Linked DNA regions of Mus musculus: regions 1, 2 and 3 are each linked to region 4. The links are chromatin loops, found by intact Hi-C in ENCODE. Cell type or tissue: heart. All regions are shown on one strand. Each heading gives the region's core, and the rest is flanking DNA. Links, peaks and the distances in the headings are about the cores only. Region 1 has its middle 17 kb from the start of Gm39867. Region 2 overlaps Ppp1r1c (protein phosphatase 1, regulatory inhibitor subunit 1C). Region 3 holds the start of Dnajc10 (DnaJ heat shock protein family (Hsp40) member C10). Region 4 holds the start of Itprid2 (ITPR interacting domain containing 2).

Region 1 (5,623 bases), core at 467-5,466, 69 kb after region 4:
GTATCTTGTGCTGTTAATCGTGTGTTTTGTAACATTTATTTAAATTACTGCTGTCTTCTTCACTGGATTTTAAGCCTGTGTAAATCCCCAGAATCTAGCCCCAAACAAGGACACTTGCTAGAAGCACAGCAAATCCCTGTGGTATAAAGCACAGACAAACGAAGGATCTGCTCCAGTGTGTTTGTGTGTTTGAGAGTTGCCAGGTACTAGTTGAGCAGCTCCCAGCCTTTGAATTGCAGGTCAACAGTTAGCTTCTTCTAGATAGTTTTTTAAATGCAGATAGAAGGAATAGACAGTTTCTTGAATGGGACTTCTATAACCTGCTTTTAGATGTAGGAGCTCTGTTGTCTATATCACATGGGAATGGGCTCCACAATTCCGCATTTTGATTGGGTTTTGGTTTCCATCTGTTGCAAAGGGAAGTTTCCTTGATGACCGGTTAGGATTGCACTTAGCTGTGGATATAAGGAGTGTTTAAAATGTAGTTAGAGATTATGCTGGTTTAGTACGGTGACAGTTGTAGGTTGTCCTTCAGTGGCTTCATTAGCCCTGGGTAGTTGGCTATGGTTCCCTCTTGTTGAGTGGGTCTTAAGTCTAATTAGAAGCTGCCGATTACTATCAACAACACAACTCCTGTGTCTAAGGCTCAGGGATCACTGCAGAGAAGTGGGTGGAAAGACTGTGGGAACCAGAGGAGCAGGAAGTTTGCTCTGAGATTATGTCTCCTACTAATGTAAGAAGCTGCACCGATGAGGTCTCACCTAACATGAGCTGAGCAAGGATGACACCAATAGACATGCTAATGTGGAAGGGAGAACATACAGGAGGCCACAGCCCTACACAAATAACTACAGGCAGCACAGAAATGCAGGGAGCTGGAAAAATAGTTTTCCCCAGGGGAAATGTTGTCCATTGCCAAATGGTAAGTAAAAAGATATACATACCAATAACAGTGTATTTACAGACTGAGCAGGTTGGTTTTATGTAGTTAGAAATATATATTCTCTATCTGTCTATCTATCTATCTATCTATCTATCTATCTATCTATCTATCTATCTATCTATCATCTATCTATCTATCTATCTCAATTAAAGAAAAAGAGGCCATGAATTTTGAAGAGCAAGATGAGGGTTACATTGAAGGGTTGGAGGAAGGAAAGGAAAGAAAGGAAAATTATGTAATTGAATTATAATCTCAAAAAAGGTTTTTAAATGATTTCACATAAATTTTAGAAGAACCTGCTTTGGTTTCTTAGGAAAGCCAAGGTTAGCAGCAAAGTTTCAGACAGTATAGGATCAGAATTAATAAAATTAAAAATAGGAAAAGATATGGAGGGTCATGTCTCTACTTTATATTTTATATTTTTCCATGTCTAAAAATTTTATAAAGCATTAAATATTTTTAAAGCTGATACTTGTCCTTGTCTCTGTTTTATACCTATATTATTTTCAGGTAATATTTTTCCATATAAAATAGGGAAATGAATCAAGAAACAGAGGCATTTTCCTTTTCCTCAAAATTTTCCATTCTCTTGAATGGCATCAAATGTATCTTGAAAATATATTTTGGGTTAAATAACAGCCCAAAAGGAGGAAATGCTGTCTGGACCATGAGCTGGAATGGCAGAACTCTGAAGCAGGCCCAAATGAAGCCCCCCTCCTTCCTTTAGCCCTCTACCTCTGAGGACACCTCTGTGAGGTCTGGAGTAGATAGAATATGTGTGGGTTCTAAGTCCTGTGGCTGTTGCCCTTGTACAGACAAGAAGTGAATTCAGGTTTCCTTCAGTGCATGGGGCTGATGGTATAGATGAGGGGAAGGAAAAGCAGGTCATGTACTCTTTTCTACCATGTCCCATAATCTATATTGTGTGCATTATTCACGGATAATCATGAAGATGAGGATCCTTGAGCTTTCCAGGCTAATACCAATAGGAAGTCTAAGTGATTGTGCAATTATGATTTCAAAAGTATTTCTGACTCCTTTCAGACCCAGCTGAGAGAAGCATGGCTATAATTAGAGTGCATGCCTTCACCTCTGCTGACAAGGTCCTTGTCTGACCTGTTGTCCTTAGCTGGGCTCACTATTCATGGAGGAATCTTGGCTCTCTAAAAAGTCTTTGAAATGTAAATTCCGTGGGCATTGGAGTACAAATAGTACTTAGCATGGCATAAACTCATTAGTAGTTTTTCTTTGCATGGGTGTATGGGTGTTTGTGGGTGCACATACATACGCACCTGTGCATGTATGTACATGCAAATACATATGTATGCATATATGGAGAGAGCAGAGGTTGATGACTGTCTTCCTCAACCATTATCTATTTATTTACGGAGGCAGGATTGCTCTTTTGAACCGGGTGCTCACTATTTCACAGTGTAGCTAGTCACTGAGGATCCCCTGTCCTTGCATCTCAAGTTCTGAGGTTACAGGCAAGCCACCGCCACTGAGCCTGTCACTTACATGGGTGCAGGATTTGACCTCAGTTCCTTGTGACTGTATGACAGACACTTTGCACAATGAACTATCTCCCAATCCCCCTTTTCAAGTGAGTTTGCTTATTTGTTTTTGTTTGTTTCAATTCTTTATTTTGTCTTGAGAGAATCTACCTATGCCAGGCACTGAGATGTTCTCCTTTTTTTTTTTTTTCTATTTTCAACATAATTCATTGTTCCCCAAAGATCCACCAAGTAGATAATGTCACTGTTTTAAAACACAAGAAACTGTTTCAGAACTGTTAAGACTTTGCCCAAGGCCACAATGCTACATGAGTACATAACAGTAACAATTTAAGCTTTGTGGGCCACTGGGAAACCATTCTCTTTCAATTACAACATTTCTGCTTCAAACAGGAGCCTCACCCGCACCCTGGCCCCCAACACAAAGGAATCAAACAGAGACCAGAGTAGCAGGAACTTTAGTGGCTGCCTGCAAGACAAAAGAGGCAAGTTTACCAGGTTGTCAAGCATGGCTAGCTCAGCTAGATACTGAAGAAGATTGCTAGGGTTCACCTCATTGTTTCTATAGTCCTGAGGATTTTTTTTTTTTTTTTTTTTACTCCCAGAGTTCCCTTTGAGGCGAACCTGAGCTATGCACTTCTCACTCACTTTGTGAGCTCTGGAAACTGAGCGGAACTCCTCCCCTGCTGGCTGCCCACTGCTACCAGCCTTTCCCACACCCTAGATAATGAAGGGAGATAATAAAGCCTTCAAATAGAAATTTCCAGATTATGAGTCATGGCTTACTCAGACTTTGTTACAGAGAACCTGGAAGCCTTTAAAATGGACTGTTGATATTGGCACTGCTAGCTCCCTTTACTGCTATCAAGAAATAAGTTACATGACTAATTAGCTTGATAAATTGCCTCTGGAATGAGTATATTGAGAATAGCCAATATTAGGGGATCTAATGCTTAATATATGCTCTTTAATAATGCTTGTTTGTATAAATAAGTACTTATTTCCTTGAACAATGTTTCACTATTAATAGTTCCTCAATAAATATCTGCTACATTGTATTAAACAGACATATTAATAAAAGTTAATGTTATTGTCAGGTATTATGAGCTAAACATTGTATTAAGAGCCTTATGGAGATTATTTTTGCTTTCTTTTTGAGTGTGTGTATATGTGTGTGTAGACATATGCAGGTACTTAATGTAAATTCATAAACATACATTACATGACTGATTTTGTATATGATACACAATAAAAAATATCTTATACCTAGTAAGCACATAAGTATAGGTTTAATGAAGCAAAATATATGATAACCATAAATGTCATCATGACTCCCTAACATTAGTTATTATTTTTATATATACTTCATAGAGATAATTTCTAAAACAAATTATTATTATGAGTTATACTAAGACATATAGTATGTAGTTATCAAGAAAATGTCTTGCTATAGTTACTTACATAAGATATTACATACTGCTTTATAATATATTAGCATAATTCTATATAATTCTTACATATATATAACAGAAATAGTTATATAACCTAATTAGGCCTGGCCGGCAAGTATATAAAATTATATAATGCTTATGAAGTATAGCTCCTATTAATCTAAGCTACCCTATAAATTACTGATATTTACTATAACTAAGTTGAGATTTTAGATTAGACTGGGATGTAAGTCAATGGTAGAACATTTGTCCAGTGTGCACAAGGCCCTATGTTCAGTGTCCACTGAAAAGGAGAATGGTTCTAGGCAGTTACATGGTTTGTTTAGGAGAAAAAAAAAAATCTTGTTTGGTGTTGCCAGCACTGTTTAAAGGTGTGCTCTTCCAGGGCAGTGAGTTGGCTCAGTAGATAAAGGTTCATGCTGCCAAATCTGAAAACCTCGGTTCATCCCTGGAACCCATGTGATGGAAGGAAAGAACTGATTCCCATAAAGAATGGACCTCCACGTGCTATGGCAAGTGTATGCCTATAGATACACACACACACACACACACACACACACACACACACACACACACACACACACACACAAAGGAACAAGAATGTGTTCAGAATGAAGAAATTCTATGTATTAATGTAGATCCAAAGGAGAGGTTTTGGAAGTTTGGTAAGTACCTTTTGTTCCTATGAAAATGAACAAAAGGACTAGATTCCTTTGTCTTGCATATTTCCTTTTTGCATATAGATCCAATGCATGAAACCAGTGACTGTAGCTAAAAAGATGCTCTGAGGGGAGAGTGACTAACAAAAATGCCAAGAAATGGGGCTGGGGAAACTGGATTCAGCCAACCCAAGGCTGCACAAATCTTGACTTCGAAGAACAATGAGTTTTCTCAAGGCTTAGTCCTAGAGACCTAACACAAGCCTCTGCTGGAACTTCTTAGAGTGAAAATTCTACAACCTTCCGGAACATCAGAGACAGGATGGGGTTGAACAAGTCAGGCTTTGGCAATTCTGATATAGGCTGACTTTGGGAACCACTCATCTAATCCAGTTTGAGTCATATTTATCTTAATCCATCCAAAAAATGATTTAAATGTCGCAACAAGATTTGTAAATAAACACAGTGATAAAATTAATGAGAAAGATCACTGCCTAATATACTCAAATTGAGTCATGATAACTTGAAGTGAAAAAGCTAAGGAAGGAAACCATTGCGGTGCAGAGTGAGCAGCTTAAAGATCATGGAGACACACAAAGGCTTTGGACGCAACCTGACAGGGTTCTTATTCTACTTTCTATGCATTACAGGGACAGTGGAGAAAACCATTTTAGTTCCTTCCTTAGTGACATATGGTAGTGATTAGTGCTGTTTAGTGCATTAAGTTAGTAAGTGGAGGGTAATTAGAACTTTCTCCATTGTATCTGAATTACTCAGTAAATCAGTGATGATAATGATTATATGTATATACACACACACACACACACACACACACACACACATATATATATATATATATATATATATATATATATATATATATATATATATATATATATATATGCGCAAAACATTCACTTCCTCAGAGAGATCAAAGAAACAAACCACGCCTGACTAGGCTGACCACATTAATAGTCTCTCAATAAGTGGAAATGTTGGTGCCAAATTACTCTCACAATGGCATTGTGTTCAAGTTATTTTATTATGAAATTTATG
Region 2 (5,623 bases), core at 336-5,335, 140 kb before region 4:
GCGCGCACACACACACACACACACACACACACACACACACACTGAGACTGAACATCAGGAATTAGTCATAAGCAGAATAAGAAAATCGGCAAAGAGTCTGGAGAGCTGGCTCAGTAGTTAAGAGTGTATATTGCTTCTCCAGAGAGCCAAGTTCAGTTCCTAGCATGCATGTCATGTGATTCCAGCGGCAGAGGGGTTGGGATCATCTGCAGGGACTACCTGGGCACCTAGGTTTCAGATTTTAAGCCTCCTGAAGTATAAGGAAAAAAAAGTTGCCTTTTAAGTCCTGGGTTGGTGACAATTCTCAATGCAACCCTAGGAAGCTCATACCAAGTTTTCATTTTTTGTAGATGAATCATAAATATCAGGGCAGTGAAACCAGACAGGGCATCCAACAGCATTCTCAAGGTCAGAGAATTAAATGGTGCTGGAACTCAAACAGAGATTGTCCGGCTTTAGCTTTTTAGACTTAGCCCCTACCTATACTGTCTCTATTATGATTTCTTTTAATTGCCTGATAATAAAGAGTGACATAACACGTGTTGGGGAACTAGAGAGCACCAAGGCACCTTGTCCCTCTAAACACATACAATGTCAAGTTCAAACCACTTCGATAATAAAACCACGGTGTATTATCTTGATAAAACCTAATATAACAAAACCAACGTTTTCTCTCTAAGTAGCAACAGAGAGCTAACAGAGACACGGGTCTATTTGGAATAATTCTGTGGGAGATACTGTTTATCCATCTTCTTTTATGGTTTTATTTAAGGGTTGGGGCCTGATAATTCTTGTGGAGAGCCGTGAGCAATCGCCATTACAAGATGGCGCTGGCTTCCTCAGTGCCTAACTAGTAAACAAGCAATGTGCGCAGGTGCTGAGGTAAATTCGTGCCAAGTCACTGCCCATCTCAGGACGTAGCAGTAGGGTGATGAGTGAGCAGCTAATCAGGAGCTGACACGTCACAAGGAGGGGTACCTAAGCAGCTCCTTTTTCCGGGATCGGGGTCTTCCTGAGAAGTAAGCAATAAAGCTTTGCCGTAGAAGGATCTGGTTGTCCGAGTGTGTTTTGCTGGCGAAACGTTACAAGGACAAATTCTGCATGTAGGGGTTACTCTAATTTGAATCTTTTAATTTTCAAGATTGATTTTTATGTGTATGGGTGTTGTATCTGCATTTGTATCTGTGCACAACATGTGTGCCGCGCCTGCAGAAGCTGGAATGCATTGGAGTCCCTAGAACTGAAGTTGCAGAAGGCTGTGAACTGCCCCATGGGTCTTGGGAATCAAACCCAGGTCCTATGGAAAAGCACCAGTGTTCTTTGTTTGTTTTGTTTTTTGTTTTTTGTTTTTTGAGACAGGGTTTCTCTGTATAGCCCTGGCTGTCCTGGAACTCACTTTGTAGACCAGGCTGGTCTCGAACTCAGAAGTCTGCCTGCCTCTGCCTCCCGAGTGCTGTGATTAAAGGTGTGCGACACCACCGCCTGGCTTCAGTGTTCTCGAGTCATGTCTCTAACACCCCACTCCCCAGATATTTTCTTTATACCAAAAATAAATAAATTTTGATTATGTAACGGGAGTAGTCACGTGCTGACTTTTTACAAGGAGTTTCTATGGGTGAGCGTGTTGCATGGCCATGCAGAGTGTTGGGCAGGAAATTAGCTTTCAGTCTGAGTCTCTGTGAAACCTAGTCTTCCCAGGAATGGTGGAAAGTGCAGTTAGCATGCCTATGCTGCTTGCCAGGTCTGCACTATTTTGTTAGTTCATTATGACTCCCTTTAAACTAGTTTCTCCTCGTTAAAGAAATAAATGAGAAACTTGGTTGGAGTTGGTGAGGGATATGTTGCTTAAAGATTACACATATTAGAACCGTCAAGGCTCAATTTTCTCTTACTCCATTCTCTTTTTGTGACCTTCGCAAGTGAAGACCACCATCATTGTCTTAAAGAAGAAATGAACAGGAAGTTAGTTAGTTTGAAAAAGACCATCCCAGGTTTGTGTGCTATTCCTTTGTACAGAATAAAGGTAGCTTCAGACTTGAGAATAATGCCCTAGTATGTGACAGTCCAGAGAGTTTCAAGGGTAAGAAGCTGATAGTGAAGCTGGCTTTGGTTAGGGTTAGTCAGGAAACAAACAAACAAACAAACAAAAACCATAAAAATAAATAACCTGCCTACCATGTCTAGACCCTGTTTGGGTTTTAGTTTCTAAGCAAAGCAATATCCAATCGGCATACAAAATAGTTGGAAGGTAAAAGATACAGAGAGAGTGTGTCTCACAATATAAGGACACCAAAACTAAAGAACTCCTTCTGCTGACTATTCATTTAGTGTAAGCCCATTTTGTGCTGAAAAGAATACATTTTGTTCTGATTTCTTAAGCACTACTTTCCAAGAGAACGTCTGAAATCTTAAGTACCAGCAGAGGGCGCTCTCCTCACAAGCTCTTCGTTCTTCACATGCTATGAGAACTTTGTGTAAAACCCTTCAGGTCTCATTGCCAGTGAATAAAACACAGAGTCGTGGCCCCTTGTTCCTGGAGTGTTTATATAAGAGACCAAAACATTCCCGGGAGATCTGTTGGCCAATTACCAGGGTGCAGAGGAACAGTATTCATCCAGCACACACTGGAACACACACTGGAGAGGCTCCAAGGGATCTGCTCAAGTTAATGAGTAATTATGCAATTATGTGAAAATATACACACACAAACACACACATATGTATATATATATATATATATATATATATATATATATATATATATATATATGTGTGTGTGTGTGTGTATATATATATATATTTATAATAAGTATATATGCACACATATAGATACATATATAAACTCAGGGATCAGAAAGGATTAAAATACCTGTCTATAAACTAGGAATGTGTATACAAAAAGCAAAGACCTCCAAAGATTCAACAAAATTACTTCATCCTAGTAAAATGAAAGTACACTTTTAGAGTTGACAACAGGCTCTGCAATATTTCCTTTTCCAATATTTCTAAAACTAAATTCAATCTATCGATAATTAAAACTGATGCTCATTAAAATCAAAACTTTTAGAGCTTTCTCCCTGTCAGCTTTGAGATCTGGGAACATGTATCTTAATTTTTAAAAAGTCACATAAGAACTTGAAACGTCCTGATACTCTAAAGCAGGCAGCCTGGGCCTGGAAAGGGGGATCAACCAATAAAATGATTGCCACACAAACGTAAGGATCTGAATTTCATTCTGAAAGACACACAAAAATATCCAGGAGTGGTGTACATGCCTGTAATCCCAGTGTTGAGGAGGAAGAGACAAGCTCGTTAGCTAGCTACTCTAGTTTCATCAGTAAGCCCCAGGCTAATAAGAAAATAAGGTACACAGAGACCTGATGGAGAAATACATTCTTAAGTTCATAGGTACACACACACACACACACACACACACACACACACACACGCACACACACTCACGCACAGTGGTATAATGTAAAGTCTACACTATCTAAACCTTGAAGCATTGCCTGACTTCAGTTGTTGTTGTTGTTGTTGTTGTTGTTGTTGTTGCAGCCATGAAATTTAATCTAGTTCTTACACACATAGGTTTCATTTCTGGCTTGACTTCAACTTAGAAGATTTTCTTAAGTTTACATTACGTCTAGGAAACAAAGCTCACATGTTAGGGCTTGAATCTGAAGCACCCCCCACAGGTTTACACGTTTAAACACTTGATTCCCAGCTGGTATTGATACTTTGGAAGGTGGCAGAATCTTTGGCTTGTGAGACCTGGCTGTCGGACACTAGGAGTGGGCTTAGAGGTTGTAGCTCAGTCCTGGTTTTGGTTCAGTATGTCCTTCCTTCCTTTCTTCCTCCCTCCCTCCCTCCCTCCCTCCCTCCCTCCCTCCCTCCCTCCCTCCCTCCCTCCCTCCCTCCCTCTCTCCCTTCCTTCCTTCCTGTCTATCTGTCAGTCTGTGTGCCACAGCAATAAGACCATCTGCAGCCAGTTCCTGCTATCATGGACAGAACCAGTCCGGCTGCCAGGTCTTGCTTGCTGAAGTGCATGGTACCCTCGAAACTACAAGCCACTAAGTTGTTTTTGCAAGGTATTTGGTCCTAACAATGAAAAAAAAATAACTAATATAGCAAGTAATTATGGAAGATTAATTAAATCATAACTAAAGGACCCTTTCTCTGCCACCTTTTAAGAAAATCCAAGAGAAAAGTGGTTTTTTGTTGTTTTCACAATTTTTTAGAATGAATAGCATTGGTACAAAGGAATCTATAGACATCCACTTTTTCTAATAGGCTAAGAACATTTGCCAAATGAATCTCTCTCCCACATCTCTTCATGTTAGTATTTACAGGTGTGTTTTTAAAGACCCGAGTTACCTAATAGCAGGGGAGGAAATGGAACGTTGAAGAAAATATCATAAGCAAGATGCTACAGGCACACAGAATTGTGAAAGATCAATAGAGAAATATTTTGAAAGAAATATTTCACAAGTGCTAATTAATTTATTGTGTAGAGGGGCAATTACCTAAGGGAATAGTGTTAGGACTAGAAGATGTGAGGTGACCTTATTAAACATCAGGACTCGAAGCATGAAAGAAAATCCGTGTTGGAAATTACAGATCCAAGATCCCTTCCTTCCAATTCCTTGCCGTGATTTTTACATATTGTGTGTTCAATAACATCAAAGGCATTAATAGGTACTATTATGATTTTGAGAGAAAAATTCAAAGCTGTGAGTGGTGGCATGTGCCTGAAACCCCAGCACTAGGGAAGCCATGACAGGAGGATAGCAAGTGCAACCTCGCTCTATAGCCAAGCTAGTCTTGGTAGGATGTAAATCAGTCAAGAAGAAAAGAACAGGGGAAAGATGGGAGGGAGGCACAAAAGAGAAGGGGGGGATATGATGTAAACAAATAGAAGGGGAAGGGACCTCTTATTCTGTTTTATCCTAGATCAAAATCCGTGATTTCTAGAAATTTTGGAGATGCTGGAAACTTTCTCCAAAGATTCACACCAATTCCCACAGAGGTAGACTTTGCAAGTCAAATAGCAATATAACAAATAATATAAATTAGAAACCTAAATTCATCTAAAAATGAAGTATGTTTTAAATTAAATTACAAAACATTGTGGCTGGGTATTTTGTTGTTGTTGTTGTCTATTCAAAAATGCTATTTTAATAAAATGTAACCACTATCCTGTTGTAATGTTCAAGACATGAAATATGTTTATTTTTCTAAGAACTGCTAGAAACTGAGACAAAACCCAGAATTTCTTTGTCACTAAATGAGCCTCAAAGGAAAACCTCTTGCATATTTGAAGCAGGGTGCCCAGACTGTGGTGTTTCACAGGCCTAATAGGTAACAAGAATTTAAAGCTGGGCGACATACTTTCCCCAGATGTGATGGCACAGAGCAGTTATTGTTGCTATACTAACTACGTTCTAGAGTACCTCATAAGAAAACCTAGCAATGTGGTTGTGTGTGGCAATAATAGTGGTTTAACTTGGCTGAAGATCCCCCCACTCTCAATGAAAAGCCATCTATGGCTTCAAGACTAATCCCTTGACAGTGCAAACCAGATGAACTTCTTTGTAAGGATCTTGATGTATCCACTCCTTCC
Region 3 (5,623 bases), core at 470-5,469, 680 kb before region 4:
TATGATAAGCTAAAAATTAATGAAAAAAAAAACTTTAAATTTTAAAAAACCATAACATTCAAAATCAATCTGTTTTTAAAGATTCTTGGGTAGACAATCAAATAGTTACAACTGGAAATCCCTTTGGAGCTGTCAAGGTTTCATTTATAAGTTTTTAAGTCGGAAGCTGGAGCCGGGCATGGAACAAGAGAGAAAGTTAGAGCACGCTGTGACTAGTGACTGCTGTCACATCTGCAGGACACTTGAATTCTGAGGGCAGATTTGTCTCTATGGGTTCATCACCCACTTGAGTGTGAACACCACTTCACAGACAAGACTTGGGGGTTAGTGTCTCTACTTCTGCTGTAAATCAGTTTACAGAGAAGAGGTAACTATGTATCTGATGCCAACAAAATCATTGTACTTGGCTTCTCCTGGTTTTACTTTAACAGATGAACTGGGTTTCAGGTGGTGGGGATCGAACCCCTGAGTCGTGTGCCTGCTGTGTAAGGGCGCTACTTCTGAATTACATCTACAGTTCCCAAATTACAATTTCCGACAGTATGCTTAAGCATTTCACTGATTTAAAAAGAGTGAAAACCCGCTTTTCCCAGAGGGTTGTACTTTTTTACATAACCGTTTAAGCACATCAGTATAAATATCCCGATATTTAAAAGAGAAAGTTTGCCTACCGGGTTTTTATCAGGATGTAACTTCAGTGCTAATTTCTTAAAGGCTTGTCTTATTTCTCTACTGCTTGCAGTTTTCGACACTCCAAGTAAACTGTAAAAATTCTGATCTGTGCCCACCACAACGACCACGTACAGTATCAGAAGACAGAGACTGATCCTCTTCAAGTCTCTGATAAAGTCATCTTTGTTTAACCAGACTCCCATTCTCTTTCTTATGAAAGTTCTGACTTATGTGAACATTAAGATACAATGCTGGGTCCGGTGGTTAAAATAGACACACGTGAGAATCTCTGTCCACATAACTTCAAGGGTCAATCAAGCATCTCGGGAACACAGCTCAGAAATGTTAACCTAAAGAGAGCAAACCAGGCAGTTAAAATACTTTTCAGACTTAACATTTATAGCATGATTTGTCAAGCGACACAGCCAGTAATACAGTTTCCACACTGAAGGTCACATCCCTGTGAATAGCTTTGAACCCCTATTCTCCAGGACCCTCCCTTGCCCCTGTATTCAGGTAGGCATGTTTGTAAAATCACTGATAGCAGGAAAAAGGTAATGAGTAGTAGTAGCTAGCTAGCTTTCAAGAAAAACACAGGCACACATATGCGAGAGAAAGAGAGAGAGAGAGAGAGAGAGAGAGAGAGAGAGAGAGATGGGGGAGGGAGGGAGGGACAGAGACAGAGATACTGAGAGAGACAGGGACAGAGACACAAAGGCTCTGGTCAATATGATGCTACCAGGATAAGACTCAGCAGTATTTCTTTTCTCTCCCAGCACGCTGCCCTTTCTAATACCTCCTCCCTTTCAGCTCCTTCCACGCCTGGAAAGCTTATCAAGTTCCTTTTTTAAATCTAATCTCATTTGTAGAGAATGCCTTCGAGGGAAAAACAAGGAAGCATGAAGCTTTTCCAAGAGGGTTGTACTTTTTTACATAACCGTTTAAGAACATCAGTATAAAAATAGATAACTTAAAAAAGCAGGCCACACAAGTTCTCTAAAGTGTTAGCACCAAGAGAAGATATTTTATAATAATTGCAAATCAATGCAATTTCACTGTAAAGCTCCTGTCTGGAGTAAAAACTAGGAAAACAAAGAGCACCAGGCATTGCTTGAGGGTAAAACCCTAACATTTAACCTTACAGCTAAACTAGTCCTCTTTAATATCTTCAAATGCTTTGGGGGAAAAAAAAAAGATCTAACTTCCCTAACCTCCTCAGTTTCAGCTCTCTTCCCTTAAGTCCGGATATGTTTCTAAGTATTTCTCCTTACCTGGGAACAGGCCTCACCTCACGTCTAACTCCCTTTTTTCACCCGCCTCCCCTAATAGCCCTTTGTAAAATATACTGACAGTAAAACAGAAATACCCAGACTGACAACCATCAGGAAGGAAAACAAATGAAGAACAAATCTCAACAAAGGCGACTTTGGGATAAGGTGTCCCTCGGCTTAGGGTGGGTTCAGGCAAAGCCTGGGAATAACTGAACAGCCTGGGGCCAGTGAGGCTGCAGGTAAACGCAGTGTTAATGAGGGATGCTGCCACCGCTCCAGAGCGGGATCGGGGAGAGGCGAAAGACAGAGGGTACGGGGCTGGCAAGGGTGCGCCTTGAGGTCCCAGGTCGGACCAGGGAGAGAGACCCCGAGTTAGAAAGTGCGAGCAGAAGGGGGCTCGCAGAGGTGGGGTGGAGGGGGCCGTGAAAACCCGGCGCAATGGGGGCACCGAGGCGGTGGGATGGGTCTGGCGTCCTCCCTCCCTGATGCCCCCGCAGTGCGTGGAGCCCGGCCCGCGCCCACCTCGGCGTCCTCAGCTACTGCCCCATCCTCAGGTCGCCGAGCTCCGGACCCGGCAGGACCGGACGCTGCCTGCGAACGCGCGCAGCAGCAATTCTGCCGCTCCCGTCGCGCCGGCGGGGCGGGGCCTGGCGCGGGGCATTGTGGGAAAGGCGTGGGCGAAGGCCGACGGGTGGCCAGCAGGGAGGGACGGGTGGGACCGCCGAGGCTGACGTGGCCTTCTGTGTGGCTGCGGCGGTGGCTGCGGGTCCCGCTCCTAGCCAGAGATAGGGAAGCATCCCGCAGCGCGGCCCACAGGCATCTTGCGGCCGTAGTCAACCGCTGGCGGAAGGAAGGGTGTGAAGCCCGCCTTTTCCGGTCCCGTTGCCAGGGCGACGGGAAAACCCGGGTGGAGAGATCCGGCTCTCTGGAGGTTTGGTTAAAGGGTGGGTATCCTTGAAAGGGCAGATTTGGCAGAAAGTGGAGAACTTGTCTGAATTGACCCCGTTGCCAGGGACCGGACAGAATAATTAAAGTTTTCTAGAAATAAAATTGTTTACAACTTTTATGTATCAACAAATATGAAGCGTTCTACAGGATTTCTGGATTTGTGAATCTGCCTTCTGATCCTCTCCTTTACTGGATTTGTTACAGAAACTGCAGTGTTTGAGTCATGACACTTTGACCGTTGAAGTAGACACATTAAAGTCCCTGAAAGAGGAAGTGATGGAAGCTGGTGGTAGTGATTTGAAATAAGTAGAAATTGATAGTGAGTCTTTGGGTAGTTAACCAGATGTCAGTTAATAATTTTATGGCTGTAGGACCTGTTGCTAAACCAACATATTGTAGGAAAGAAGCGGAAGTATAACGAACAAAGGCAGAAATATCAGAAAGAGCCTGAAGTAGCAGCTGTTAACCTGTACCAGGAACTGGCCGAAGTACACACGCGTTAACTCAGCCCTAAAATATTCTCGGGAGATACAGCTGATTATCATACACATGTCAAAATGGAAAATAAATGGGTAACTAAAAATTGAGGAAAATAAGATTAACACTTAAACAACCTAGTTCATTATGCCACGGTGATCCAAAACTCCTTAGAAAAAAATCTAAAAGCAAAACAGAGAACTGAAGAATCAAGTGGAAACTAATAGGTTTTTGTTACCATAGTGAATACATTTCAACTTATATTTTTAGATGGTAAGGAAGCTTCTTAAAGCTTTATTGTAAAGGACTGGAGTTGCATCTTACATAGTTTGCAACTCCTGAAGGGAGGATTCAAAGGAGATGCTTAGGAAAGGAAAAGCAGAGAAAACACAGACACACAGGCAGCATGCCACAAGTAATTTAAAGCAGTGTGTAAAACATTTTCTCTTCTCTGGGATATGTACTGGTGGGTAACAAGAGCAAAGACTTTCTGCTCCTAATAAATTGGATGATAGAGGGACACATTAGCCTGTTAGTTATTCAAATATATCTGTAATTAGGAAGGAAAAAATATGAAACACAGATCACAGTAAGACCAAAAGGTAGAAACGACCATCCAACAGCTTTCAGCTCATTTTAAGAGGTTTTATGGCTCAGTGGTTAAGATTACTGGCTGCTCTTCCAGAAGACAGAGTTCAATTCCCAACACCCACATGGCAGCCCACAACTATCTGTAACAGCAGTTCCAGAGGCTCTGGCACTCTTGCACAGACATGTAGGCAGAACACCAATGTGCATAAAAATAAACAAATCTTTAAAAATAAACTTAAAAGTCCTCCCCCTTTTCAATGGGAAGCTGAAGAAGAGTTTTAAGTGATGAAATGTTTTATGTAAGGATGACTTTGCTTAATTTGAAATGATCTTAAAGTTACAAGGAATTAAATGTTGTAGTACAAAAAAATTGTTTTTCTCAAAAGTTTGGGAGTAAGTTGACTTCTCCCATGACCCCCCCCACCCCCCAAAACTAGTGTGTGTTTTTTTCACAGATGGGATGCTTTCTTTTAAAAGTACAACCTTCGAATATGGGAAGTTTCTGTGAACACATTATCAGTGTCTAGTCCACAAATGTCAGATTCCGGTTTTTCCAATTATCAGTAAGACTTCCCAGTATGAGGATCTAGTAAGGAGCTATTTTTCTTTTTTTCTGTTTAGCACAATCGTGTTTTAGACTTCCTTAATGAGAAATGTTTATCCAGTTTTCCCAGATTTCAAGGTCTTAAACTTGTATAGAATTCAGGCCAGTTGTGTTATAGATACTATAGATAGATCCTATTTTTATGTGACTGAGGATTCTTCATGATTTGATTTAGTTGTGTTCATTTGACAGACATGTAACAAATGGCATTGTATTCTCACTGTCTTATCTGATGGTCTCAAATTTTTGTTTCTCCCATTGTTGGTAGTGGTAAATAACTTGAATAGGAGGATTTTTGTGATTTTTTTCCATGTAAGTTACATTTTACTTTTAATAAGATGTCCTTTGTAGGGAGCTACTTGGAGAAATAAATTCTTCTTGTTAAGCTTTCGATTTATTTATTGTATTTTTGTGGATTCATAGATTCCTGTTTTATAAAATTGATCAAACCTGTTACTCTCTTTTACTTAGAAATTTAAGTAGTTTTATATCTGGCCAGTTGAAACTCTTAAAAAATTTTTTTTGTGCCATCTTGCCAATCTTACCATTCTCTAAGCTTAGATGCTTTTGTACACAGTAGGATTTTCTAGGGTCATTCTGGGCTCTTCCTGCTTTGGTACTGACAGGAGCTGTTTCTCCAAGAAGTCTTGATTACTTTGAAGATGATATTTGATTACAAGATCTAAGGCTTGCTCCTTAGTACTGTAGCACTCATTGCTTCTTAGTGGAGAGGCAGTGACCATATGTTCACACACATATATTCATGGTTATGTTTACAAAACTATTAGAGGCCATATGTTCATATACACAAATATTCATGTTTGTGTGCATAAAATTATCATGTTACACCAATACTTCCAATGCTCAATGCATTTCTATGTGATACAGAATGTATTCATTCTATATAATTTTTCCCTTTGCAAATCTGTAGCCTTTTTTTGCTGATGGTGAAAGCATGTTTTCCCTTGTTCTTGAGATCTCTACTCATTTGCTTCTCCATGTTACACATTTCCCACTACTCTTTTTGGCCCTCCCTTCTTATAACCAGCTTGGAATCCCT
Region 4 (5,623 bases), core at 240-5,239:
AAATTCAGTGCTTTTGAGACTGGAGTTGAAGAAGAATCACCAGCAAGTACCATATGGGCCCTGACAGAACTTCAATTTTAGGGTTTTGCAAACATTTCACATTTGTATCATTAAAAATCTTTTTTTCCCTCCTGGTAGCTCTTTCCTTAGTTGGGCCCAAACACTACAGTGGCCTGTGTCCACAGCTGCCCATGCTATTCTTCACTGACAGAAAATGGCAAGTAGGCAGAACGTAACTGGACTTCTTCAAAAGCAGTTCTCTACTTCTGGACACCTCCCTCCAAATCCCACCAGAATCTTCTACTGCTTCTTAGACATTGTGTCAAGTCATTTGGTTAGTAAATAAATCAATATAGTTATCAGAATAAAGACTCCACTGGAAAAGAAAAAACATGACATCTTTACCCTGAATATGGATAGCAATGAGGAAACAGTATTGCAGAATTTACCAAGGAAGGAAAATGTCTTTCAGATCATCTATCTGCATACAATATACAAATTATGTTAATGATCATCTCAGGTACACACAAAAACTACTTGTACATTGAATAGGGGTAAGTACATGAACAAGAAAGAAATCTACGACAGGTTTCCTTAGATAATTATATAATCTGTGCACATTAAGTTTAGCAATGATACTTCTGGAATTTTCTGGACCAGTCCTGAGTCCTGGTCAGTGTTAGCATTAGACTACTTCATTTATCTAAAAACTGTTTTTATTTTCCATCTCCTTGATATGATTTCTTCTACAATCTCAATTCCTATATATCATTTTTGAAATGTGATTTTTCTCTTGTTCTTACATTTGAAAAAGAAAAATCCTTCGACTATCCCCTTGAGATAAAAACGCTAGAAATTTTAAGACCTGTTTTCAGTGTAAGCCAATAACATATTAAGGAGTGGATTTTAAATGAGACCAAGATGTAAACTTTAAAGTCCTGAATAAACGCAAGGACAGACTACTCCGTTCCCTCCTTGATGTGGAAACGTCAGAGATGCTGCTTTGTAAGTTCTCTCCTAGAAAGTTCTGAAGATGTACATTTAAAAATCTCAGCCTTCTAATCTAACACTGTTTGATGGCGAGCCCCTGGCACACAGTATAGTACTGTGCTTTGTAAAGGCCATATTCTTGTCATCTGAAAATCAAGGGGTTAAAAGAGGCTGATGGTTAACCTAAAGATGTCTTGAAGCAATGTATTTGCCTCTGTGCATCTTTAAAAGGAATGCCTATACATCCCATAATATTTCAGACGAGTCTATGATGCCTAAGTAAAATTCTGCAGCTAACAATCAGTATGGCTCCAGTTATGAACTAAGACAGAGACAGCTATTGGTCTTTACAGGGAAAAAAAAAAAAAATAATTCCATATGTGAGTAGCTTTCAAAAAGAAACAGAAAAAAAAAAAAAAACCAACAACCAAATAATCCCTAGGATAAACATAATTTGCGAAAACAATAATATGCCCAGAAGCAAATGCCAACCAAAGTTTAAAAGTTATAGTCTTCACACACAAGGTTTTTCAAAGAGCAAATAAACTGGGGGAAAAAATAGAAGTAAAACACATTTTACTTTAGTCAAATTTACTTGTAATAAAACCCATCTCCTCTGTATTTTATCAAACATTTTTGTGCAGGTTGCCAAAGTATGTAACTAAACAGACTCATAAAGTATGAATGCCTTCAAAGCTCCATTTCCTTCTGCGAATTCCAATGCCATCTGACAAAACCCTGTCCCAGGACTTAAACTCCAAGGAGCAAGTTGGCTAGTTTTAATAGGTCCCCAGAGAGACCTAAGGCACACAACACAAATTAAACCCCAGTTAGTGTAGCTAAGTAAATTAAACTCGTCTATAACACGTTTGAAAGGAAAATGATTCTATGCCAGATATGCAGATGCCAAAATAAAGAAAAATAAAAGGTTCTGTGAAACATCAAAATTATTTCAAGAGAAAGCACGACCAGCCAAAGTAGCATCACTGTGACCTGTTTTAGTTTCTGATCTGCTGCTGACATCATGCCCGGACTGCTGAAGTCGTCAACTCGGTCACCAAATAATCAGCGGCCACAGCACTTCCAGTTCTAATCGCTTCTAGAAGGAAGCTATCGGCCGGCTCACTTTCCGGTTCCTAGCTTACAGTGACCACGGGACCCAGAGACGAAGTCGAACCCCCTCGCTTCTCCCCCAGGCAACCCCCGCTTTACTTACCGGCAGTCTTTGAGCCATATCGCGATCTTCTCGTTGGGCACGTTTCCTGCGGGAGTAGAGCGAAGGGACAGCTCGTTAAAGACCCCAAACATAAGTACTCAGAGGCTGTGCCATCCTGACACTCCCTTGCAGGAGAATCTGCCCTGGCAACCCGTAGCCTCCGAGAGCCTTCCCGGCGCCCGACCCAGGGGAGCCAGCCGGCAGCCAGGTGCACATGCTGGAGCTGAAGCGCGGGTCACGCGCGCATTTAAAGTTCGGGGGCGTCCGGTCCCCGCGCCCGGTGGCACGGAGCACGCCACCTCCCTGATCGCACGTCCCTGTCCCGCGCACCGACCTCGCCCCGCGGGTGCCGGCAGCTTCGTGCCTGGGAGGTCCTCCTCGTCGTCCTCGTCCTCGTCCTGCGTCGTCGTCTCTGTGGACAGATCCTCGGTCTCCGACGCCTGCCAGGAGCTGCGGCACTTGGCCCAGGCCTTCCTCCTGCGACTCGCCACTTGCCACTCCAGTTCCTCCTCCGCCTCCGCCGACAGGGGTCGGTTCATGGCCGCGCCGGGGGCTCCGCGGGCCCAGCCCGAGCCTGCGCGGGACACAGCGGCGGCTGCGGGGACCCCCGCCGCTGCTGTCAGCGCCCAGCCGGGCAGGGGGCCCGGGGGAGCCAGAGCGGGCGCCGCAGGAGGAGGGGACAGGGAGGGGGGGAGGGAAGGAAGGGAGGGAGGGGCGGAGGGCCGGCGCTTCACGTGAACCCGGCCTGGCGGGGCGCAGGAGCGCGAGTGGCTCCGGCAAGCCGGGTAGGCGCCGAGCGCCCGCCCGGCCCGGTCCCGCCTACTCTAAGACCCCGCCCTGCCCCCTTTCTAGCCACGCCCCCGCTAATGCACAGTCCAGCCTCTCGCAGCTGTGCGCCACGCCCACGACGGAGGCCACGCCCTCTTCCGGTGGCGGTCTTGCCGGGAGGTGAGGACGAGAGTTGGGGCGGGGCACGTCCTGACGGGCTAGGAGCCGAACCGCCCCTTCGCGGTGGCCTCAGGAAAGAGCCAGATTTGTTTGTTTGTTTGCTTTACAGCTTTTCCTTCTCTCAACTCCTCTCTCGTCCAGAAATAGAGGTAAAGTGCCAAGGCCAAGTCTCATAAAACGCCCCCGCGTGCAAACAAGTGACTGGGCTGCTGAGACTTAATCAGTGTAGGATGCCTACAGGATTGGGCAAGGATGAAAGAGACGTGAGATTGTACTGTCAGCTTGTCAAAGCTTACCTTGGTGTTGCTCGCACATTTTGAGAAACCTGTGTGTCCTGGTTATGTGAGGTATGAAAATCCAGTGAGAAAAAAGTGGGTATGTCACATTGAAGCTGCAGACAAAAAAAAAAAAAAAAGGAAGTGAAGAAAGCGACCTGGGAGTATAAAGAAAGCTAACTGCTTGGATTTGGGACTTAGAAGATGTAACAAGAAGCAGGTCATGCCAAGCTTCTGAAACAATTCTTAAATCCCAGCTTCCTCCGTCCCCTTTATCATACTTGTATTTCCTATGAGGAAAAAAAGATTAAAATTCTATCCAGATTGAGACAAAGTGTTACATATCAAACAGTGAATGTCCTAAACCATCTACAGACAATATAGAAAGCTTCCAACATTTTATTGAACTCTGCAAGCAAAGTGAGAATAGTTTTTTGCTTTGGTCTATTTTTATGCTTTTTCTTGACTAAAAAGGACATTTTTACATAAATAATATTTTAAGGAAGAAATTTTCCACTTGAAATAGATATTTGCAGTTCATAAAAGTCCAAGTTAAGTGTGCATTCATAAATGAAGGAAATAGTTTTTGGAACACAGAATGTAGTGTCCTTGAGATGAGATGGAACCTAGTTTCTTGTGCAGGCCTTTGCACATAATCTATTCATCTTTAAAGTAGCACAGGGACCTTCCTGTCTTTGGTCCTTACTTCTTTCTAGCATGGTCCATATGTTTGATAGTTCCCAATATATCATTAATCATTGATAGAAACAACAACTCCTGATGGTTTATCAATATCCCCAAGACCAATTCCAAAATCCAAGCTGGCTTCCCGGAGCCATCCCAGCATTATCATGGCCCTCCTGCACTTACAGTGAACTGTAAGGGGAGCTACAAGGATGGTACCAGCAACTCAGTGACTTGACCTTTCACTGGTAAGGGATCATTTAGTTATTAATATGTCTTAGACTTTCAGGAGCTCTATATTAAGGATGAAGGTACCTCTTTCATATCCTTCCAATGCAGCTGCCTGTGGAATATGAGACAGATGAAAAGAAAGTGCCTAAAGAAGTGTTGGTGTGGTTGGTCAAAGGCTGTAGAGGACACTGGCTCCAGTAGTTTTATCCAGGGCCCTGTTGGATTCTGTCCCATCCATTTGCTGTCTCCAACTTCCACTCTGACACATCCATGTGCTGTGGCTGGTTCTCTGTCCTTGCTTTTTAAATCATTCCTGTTCTGTCTACTGCCTGCATGAACCAGCTGATCCGGGATGTCTTCACTCTGTGGCTCCCCCAGTCATGATCACATCCTATTTACAGTTCCTTGATGTACAACAGAATGTACACGCTGTTCATTGAGGGGAATGGATTAAGCAGTAAATAATATGATCAGATCCAGACAATATGTTTAGTTTACCAGCCACTTTGTAAACATGAGAGATTATGGACCATATTTTCATATCTTTCATGTATCCACAATACAATGCTGAGTCTACATAGAATACTGCCTACTCTTGAGGCAAGATGTCCGTTGCTATTGTTCTTCTTTAAATGAGACAAACTCGGGTTTTGTCTGCTTTGCGTTTTTTCTCCAATGCTTATTTTTTTTTAATTAGCTTTGCTTGTACTTTTAGAGAACAAAGAATTCTGGGGAAAGGCAGTAATGAAGTATGGCTTCTAATTTATAGGTCATTCAATCACAGTCAAAGAAAAAGGGAAGTAAGCCCAGAAAGTATAATTAGAGTATAGCAACTATAAACTCTGAATTAAGAATATTGTCTCATTTGTTGATGCTTATGAAGAAGAGAAATATAGTTATATTAATGGACAATTTAACCTAACAAGGTAGAGTGGAAAGAGGAAGGCTTTTGGTATCAGACTAAAGTTGAATGTTTTCCTTCTATTTTTACACATAACTGATCTCTCTGGATATCATTTTCTTCGTATGTGAAACTGCAATCATAACTACCTTACCAAGTTACTGCAAGGGTTTTAAAAACTGAAGTAGGTATTTATTAGGGCCATTGCAGTTATTATGTTGAAAAACACAAAAATAAGTCGATTTCATATGGAGGAATATTCTAATACTAATGAATAGCTTCTTCTATTTCCATTTTTATGTAAATGTTCCTTAAAAGCTTAATGAATTCAGGGGAGAACAGAAAACATACTCTGATTAAATAACAAAATTTCAGGTG

What was found. A loop is a pair of places that touch in the nucleus more often than their neighbours do. Peaks named below come from ENCODE experiments on the same cell type or tissue, not always from the same donor. Only the 100,000 strongest peaks of a DNase experiment are listed, where the experiment ranks them.
Region 1: a loop joins it to region 4, with 2.1 times the contacts of the local background. A loop is called at or near these places in 5 of 42 quality-filtered maps.
Region 2: a loop joins it to region 4, with 3.0 times the contacts of the local background. A loop is called at or near these places in 13 of 42 quality-filtered maps.
Region 3: it touches region 4 in a loop (2.7-fold over the local background); 2 of 42 quality-filtered maps call a loop at or near these places.

The regions. Positions count from the first base shown.
Region 1 is chr2:79,564,050-79,569,672 of GRCm38, reverse strand. No RefSeq gene overlaps it. Among named protein-coding and RNA genes, the nearest start is that of Gm39867, 17 kb to the right of the region's middle. In heart, for the core only: a CTCF peak has its summit at 3,146; no DNase peak of the experiment used is centred there; H3K27ac peaks cover 2,161 bases.
Region 2 is chr2:79,771,458-79,777,080 of GRCm38, reverse strand. The region is part of intron 4 of Ppp1r1c (protein phosphatase 1, regulatory inhibitor subunit 1C); the gene reads right to left. Among named protein-coding and RNA genes, the nearest start is that of Ppp1r1c, 66 kb to the right of the region's middle. In heart, for the core only: a CTCF peak has its summit at 2,408 (motif pointing right); a DNase peak (open chromatin) is centred at 2,540.
Region 3 is chr2:80,312,648-80,318,270 of GRCm38, reverse strand. Dnajc10 (DnaJ heat shock protein family (Hsp40) member C10) reads right to left here and starts at 2,805. Exons shown (of 23, transcript NM_024181.2): 1 at 2,466-2,805; 2 at 672-1,022. The coding sequence starts at 875. In heart, for the core only: a CTCF peak has its summit at 2,698; a DNase peak (open chromatin) is centred at 2,740; H3K4me3 peaks cover 2,133 bases; H3K27ac peaks cover 1,632 bases.
Region 4 is chr2:79,632,662-79,638,284 of GRCm38, reverse strand. It overlaps Itprid2 (ITPR interacting domain containing 2), which reads right to left and starts at 2,860. Exons shown (of 18, transcript NM_080558.4): 1 at 2,541-2,860; 2 at 2,207-2,252. The coding sequence starts at 2,745. It overlaps Gm46751 (a long non-coding RNA gene), which reads left to right and starts at 3,223. Exons shown (of 2, transcript XR_001783386.2): 1 at 3,223-3,303. In heart, for the core only: CTCF peaks have their summits at 2,719 and 3,219; DNase peaks (open chromatin) are centred at 2,164, 2,664 and 3,014; H3K4me3 peaks cover 2,366 bases; H3K27ac peaks cover 2,005 bases.